Regions from separate parts of the Homo sapiens genome. Here region 1 is linked to region 2. A link is a contact called in ENCODE Hi-C or POLR2A ChIA-PET data. All regions are on one chromosome and are shown on one strand. The core of a region is the stretch at or near the end of the contact, and the rest is flanking DNA. Distances in the headings are between cores, read along the strand shown.

What was found. Hi-C counts contacts between places; a loop is a spot of excess contacts on that map. ChIA-PET counts read pairs that join two places held with the same protein, here RNA polymerase II (POLR2A). Pooled maps may share reads with other maps.
Region 1: a loop to region 2 is called in a pooled map, with 8 times the contacts of the local background. The contact joins two enhancer-like sites. A Hi-C loop is called at or near these places in 1 of 168 maps with a recorded cell type or tissue (GM12878), 1 of 37 single-sample maps with no recorded cell type and 10 of 50 pooled maps. POLR2A ChIA-PET finds 5 or more read pairs at or near these places in 1 of 52 experiments (activated T-cell).

Annotation. Positions count from the first base shown.
Region 1 is chr2:102,365,015-102,368,076 of GRCh38, reverse strand. It overlaps IL18R1 (interleukin 18 receptor 1), which reads right to left. Exons shown (of 11, transcript NM_003855.5): 3 at 9-252. Among named protein-coding and RNA genes, the nearest start is that of IL18R1, 11 kb to the right of the region's middle. RefSeq lists an enhancer at 283-332. Within about 2 kb of position 1,261, at least 4 of the 41 ENCODE cell types and tissues checked have a DNase peak (open chromatin) inside an H3K27ac peak, as active enhancers do.
Region 2 is chr2:102,126,340-102,129,457 of GRCh38, reverse strand. It overlaps a transcript of IL1R1 not described here. Among named protein-coding and RNA genes, the nearest start is that of IL1R1, 15 kb to the left of the region's middle. Within about 2 kb of position 1,762, at least 6 of the 41 ENCODE cell types and tissues checked have a DNase peak (open chromatin) inside an H3K27ac peak, as active enhancers do.

The DNA of each region.
Region 1 (3,062 bases), core at 12-2,511, 240 kb before region 2:
TTACTCACTTCATTTGGAAAAAGTAAGATCCTGTGTCATTCAACTCAACTGGCCAAAACTCCAAAACACAATCATGCAAAGCAATTCTCGAGGAACTCCTTGGGTTCAGCTCCACATGTTCCTGTGATCCACTGCTTTTGTACCAGCTTTTGGTGGTTGTTTCAATCTCATGTGCAAGTGAACACGAGCAATGTTTCAGATAGAAAGGTTCCCCTTCAACCACAGTAATGTGGGGACGTGAAGTACAAGATTCTTCAAAAGATTAGTAAAGTAAAATAAATAAAAACAAAAACCAAAATGACAAGGTAACTTTTTTTGGTCTCCTAATGCATTAGGTGAAGAAGCAAGGTTAGCAAGAAAGTCCTGAGAAATCTCGGTGTCAATTTCCTGTGGGTTCTTTATTTTTGCGTCAATCTTTCCAACACTAGAAAGGATAAGGCACTTTCAGAACATAGATGAAAACACAACTTCTGACAGTTTCTCCCCAACAGGAAGGTATCAGAACTTAACCAACCATAGCTAGAAGACTGATAATTGTGTCACCTCTTAGAAGAAAATATTACACATTACAACTTCTTCATAGGGAAAGCCACAGAAGTCACGGTGCTGCCATACCTACCTCAAAATATACCCTGCTGAGGAGTCTCAGTAGAAAAGAAAACAAGAAATCTAGCAACCTTGGCGTTCTTCCTCTGCACCATCAGAAATCTCACTCACCTTGCATTCACCCTGCCTATCTAACATTCCCTGGTAAGTGTGGGGATGGTTAAAAGTGTGCCTATGTAACTTACAGTGTGTGTACATTTATTATTACTGTAGGTCACCATGTGGATAATCAAGAATTCATTAATATAATATCAATCCAAATTTGCATATCTGTCACTTTCCCTCTTTCTCAATTGACCCAGATTCTCTGGCTTTGGAAATATATCTGACCATCATCTACCCAGGATAGGTGCTCGTTCCCCTCTTTCGGCACTTGTGGTACTTCAAGTTCAGCATTAATGGGTCTTTCTCATAATCTACCCTCCAGTGACTCTCGGGTGCACTTTTACCACATTTTGAGAATGAGAGTATTTAAACTGAACGAAACATTTCCCTTAGGACATGGACAGAATGCCTTCTCTATAGTCAGGGTTTGTTTCTCAAAGCAGCAGTCTGGTTTTAACTCAAAATTGTTAACCACAACATAAAGAGGAAGTGATGTGATAGAAGTATTCTGATATGGTTTGGCTGTGTCCCCATCCAAACCTCATCTTGAATTTAATCATGGGGGCAGTCACCCTCATGCTGTTCTCATGATAGTGAGTGAGTTCTCATGAGATCTGATGGTTTTGTAAGGGGCTTTTCCCCCTTTTGTAAGTTTCCTGAGGCCTCCCCAGCCCTGCAGAACTGAGTCCATTAAATCTTTCTCCTTTATATATTACCTGGTCTCAGGTATGCCTTTATTAGCAGTGTGAGAATGGACTAATAAAGTAAATTGGTACCAGAAGTGGGGTGCTACTGTAAAGATACACAAAATGTGGAAGTGACTTTGGAACTGCATACAGGCAGAGGTTGGAACAGTTTGGAGGGCAGTTTGGAACAGTTGGAACAGTTTGAAGAAGATAAGAAAATATGGAAAAGTTTGGAACTTCCTAAAGACTTGTTAAATGGCTTTAACCAAAATGCTGATAATGTTATGGACAATAAAGTCCAGGCTGAGGTGGTCTCAGATGGAGATGAGGAACTTTTGGGGAGCTGGAGCAAAAGTGAATCTTGTTATGTTTAGCAAAGAGATTAGTTGCATTTTGCCCTTGTCCTAGAGATCTATGGAACTTTGAACTTGAGAGACGATTATCTGGAAGAAGAAATTTCTAAAGAGCAAATCATTCAAGAGGTGACAGAGCATAAGAGTTTGGAAAATTCACAGCTTGAGAATGTGGTAGGAGAGAAAAATCCATGTTCGTGGGAATGGGGGGCATGGAATTAAAGCTGGTTGCAGAAATTTGCATAAGAAATGAGGACTCAAATGTTAATTGCCAAGACAAGGGGAAAAATGCCTCTAGGGTATGTCAGAGATCTTCATGAGAGACCCTCCCATCACAGGCCCAGAGGCCTAAGAGGAAAAAATGATTTCCTGGGATGGGCCCAGGGTCCCTTTCTGTGTGCAGCCTAGGGATTTGGTGCCCTGCATCCTACCCCTCCAGCCATTGCTAAAACAGGCCAAGATACCAGGTCAGGCTGTGGCTTCAGAGGGTGCAAGCCCCAAACCTTGGCAGCTTCCACATGGTGTTGAGGCTGCAGGTGCACAAAAGTCAAGAATTGAGGTTTGGGAACCTACGCCTAGGTTTCAGAGGATGTATGGAAATGCTGGATGTCCAGGCAAAAGTTTGCTGCAGGGGTGGAACCCTCATGTAGAATCTTTGCTAGGGTAGTGTGGAAGGGAAATGTGGTGTTGGGGCTCCCATACAGAGTCCCCACTGGAGTACAGCTAGTGGAGTTAAGAGAAGAAAGCCACCATCCTCCAGGCCCCAGGATGATAGATTCACTGACAGCTTGCACCATGCACTTGAAAAAGCCCAGAAACTCAACACCAGCCCATGAAAGAAACCAGGAAGAAAGATGTACCCTGCAAAGCCACAGGAGCATAGCTGCCCAAGGCCATGGGATCCTACCTCTTGCAGCAGCGTGACCTGGATATGAGACATGGAGTTGAAGGAGACTATTTTGGAACTTTAAGGTTTAATGACTGCCCTATTAAATTTAGAACTTGCATGGGGCCAGTAGCCCCTTTGTTTTAGTCAATTTCTCCCATTTGGAAGGGGTGTATTTACTCAATGCCTGTACTCCCATTGTATCTAGGAAGTAACTAAATTGCTCTTGAATTTACTGACTCATAGGAAGGGACCTTCCTTGTCTCAGATGAGACTTTGGACTTGGATTTTAGAGTTAATGCTGGAATGAGTGAAGACTTTGGGGGACTGTTAGAAGGGCATGATTGTGTTTTGAAATGTGAGAGCATGAGATTTGGGAGAGGCCAGGGGTGGAATGATATGATTTGGCTATACCCCAACCCAAAT
Region 2 (3,118 bases), core at 513-3,012:
TGCTCAATAATTGGCCCTTATGTAGGAATGAAATTTCTAGATTTCAAGCACCTATCGGGTTCCTGACCATGATTTAGACACTTTAATAGGACATCACATTTAATGCTTATAACCATGAATGGTTTACTACTTTTCTTTGGGAAGGAGTTCTTGTTTTGGTTTTGTTGTTGTTGTTGTTGTTGTTGTTGTTGTTGTTGTTGTAGGTTTTTGGGGTTTCATTGTTGATTTCTTTTGTTTGTTTGTTGTTGAGACAAGGTCTCACTCTGTCACCCAGGCTGGAGTGCAGTAGCACCATCTTGGCTCACTGCAGCCTCAATCTCCTGGGCTCAAGTATTCCTCTCACCTCAGCCTCCCAAGTAGCTGGGACTACAGGCCTGGACCACCACACCCAGCTTATTTATTGTTTACTTTTTTATTCTTTAGAGACAGGGTCTTGCTATGTGGCCCAAGCTGGGCACAAACTCTCAGCCTCAAGTGATCTTCCTGTATCAGCCTCCCAAAACTATGGGATTACAGGAGTGAGCCACCACACTGGCTACTACTCTTGTTTTGTAGACAGCAACAGACATCCTAGAGAAGTTAAGGAACTTGCCCAAGATTACCCAATGAGTAAAATAACTGAACCGGGATCCAACACACTCTCCAAAACTGATCGTTTTCCCCCTTCACATTGCTGCCTTTTACTGTTCTACCACTGACCACTGCCATTGTGTGTAAAGTTAAAAATCACCCTAAAACATGTAGGAGTTTGAGATTTGCTCTTTAGAACTAGAGGAAGTGCAGAATGATGGTTACTAGCATAGGCAATGGAGCCCAACTGCCCCAAATGTATCCCAGCTCTACAATATACTATCTGTGTGGCACTAAGCAAGTTACTTAACTTCTCTTATGCCTCAATTCCCTTGATGGCAAAATAATGTTATCAATAGTCCCCAGCTTATTGGGTTGTTGAGAGAATAAGTTAATACATAAAAAGTATTTAAACATAGTCAATGATAGAGATGATCATTACCTGCCAAACATTCATTATATTTGGGTATTTATATACTCAGCCTCTTTGAACGTATAAAATGAGCATGATATACCTATTCAGTAATACCATAGAGGTATTGAGAAAATTACTGAAAATTCGTGTACCTGACAGTATTTCTACTATGCAAATAAGCAAATGTTACTGGAGCTTCATTAGGCATAAACTCATAGTGTGATGTCATTTTGGAATAGGGAGTTTTCGGGTAAAGAGTAAGCTAGTATTTCTGGCTAACAGAGTATATACGAGTCACCACAGCTGATAAATTCCTCATTCCAAAAGCATCAACCAAAACCACATTTAAAAAGGAGGGTATTTCGACACAAATACTCAAGTCTAAAGTAACCAAGTGTAAAATGCATAGATAACTTGATCTCTGTGTGATAGGAGAGCAAACTCATTCAATATGTGAAGAACTGTCGAGAATTGAAATCTAAACACTCAAAGATAATAAAGAACTTAAAGGAAACAAAAGGTTGGAATGAGAAGTTTCATAAGATTCTTTACGTAAACTCAGAAATTTAATTATTGCCATGTGAAAGTGGTTTTGTTTCTCTTCATTTTTCATTGTTAAAAAGTTCTATCCAAACTTGAATCATTTCCTGTCCTGATAATTGCAGTATGGCTTTCTCATTCCTCCTACACTACTAACATCCAAATCACTATTGCCAAAGAGATTTTCCTCTCTTGTTGCCAAATAGGTATCCCAGATCATTGGATGTTGCATGGATACACACACACACACACACACACACACACACACACACACAGTCACACACACACATCTCTGTCTTACCTGAAGTCCCTACTGGGGTTTCCTAGCATGTGTCACCATCTGACTTACTATATATATTACTTCTTGTTCTTGTTAATTAACTGTCTACCCCCTCTAGAATGTAAGCTTCATGAGGGTAGGTTTTGGTCTGTTTTATACACTGCCGTATTATCATTGTCTTGAATGAAGCCTAGTAGGTGGTAGATGCATTTTATATATTTATTGGATGAATAAATGTGTCATTTAACTCTGCCCATTAAAGGTTCTTGCACTTGATTTCAGTATTTTTCAATCTCTTCCATTTAATAATATTTTCTCTTCTCTCCCTCAACTCTTTTCCACAACCAGTTATAGTTGTCTCTGCCATCTTTGCCTCCTCTCACCATGCACTGTCCATGAATGTGCAGGTATTAATTTTAGGACAACCTGTCCTGGATCCTTCTGAAGCTAAGTGGGGAGCTGACTCACCCAATGGAACTTCAAAGGATTGAGACCCAGGGAAAAGTGTTTCTCTCTTTTGACAAAGCCGGGGGCCTGAACATGACACTGGGCAAAGCAGAGAAGGGAGAGGCTGAAATCTGGATCACCAGTCAACCATCTCCAGGATGGCCACACCCAAGGGTTCACAAGAGGGGTTTGCACAGGAGCTTAGAACAGCCTTCTAGGCTGACAAGGGGGCCTCTGCATTAAAAGGGCTGGGAAGAGAACTGAACCTACTGACATTCTTCACTGAAACCCAGCTCCTTAAAACCCAGGCTGGACAGCCACTGGCCCAAGATATGTCAGAGGGATCTGGTGAGTCAGAGAGAGGGATGGCTTGAATCCGTGGTTCCCATGCCTAGCTGTGCAGCCTCTTGGACATTCTAGAGCCCTACCTGAGCAGAATCTCTACAGACAGTGCCTGGGAATTAGCTATAACCTAAGTGAGTTTTAAATACAAGCGGGAGTATTTTTGGTTGGGTGTGCATCTACCAGGCAGAAGTTGGGGCTACTAGACATTTTGCAACACCTAGAACAGCACAGCACAACAAATTGTCCTCTATCCTTAAAAAAAAAAAAAAACCTTTCAAACATCTCACCAGACCTCAATGGAGATAAAAATCTGAGTCTGAAGCCTAGCTCTGTTTGTCATATAAACACAAAGTATTTTTCGCACAGTTTTAATACGTATAAATTTTCCAGAAAAGCAGCTACCATGTCAATTGAGGACAAGTTAAACTTGATTTTCTTCTGTAAGTTTATAAAAGATCTTTCACCATGGGAGGAAGAAAACCACATCCCCAACAGCAATGCCACTCATGTTATTTGGCTCT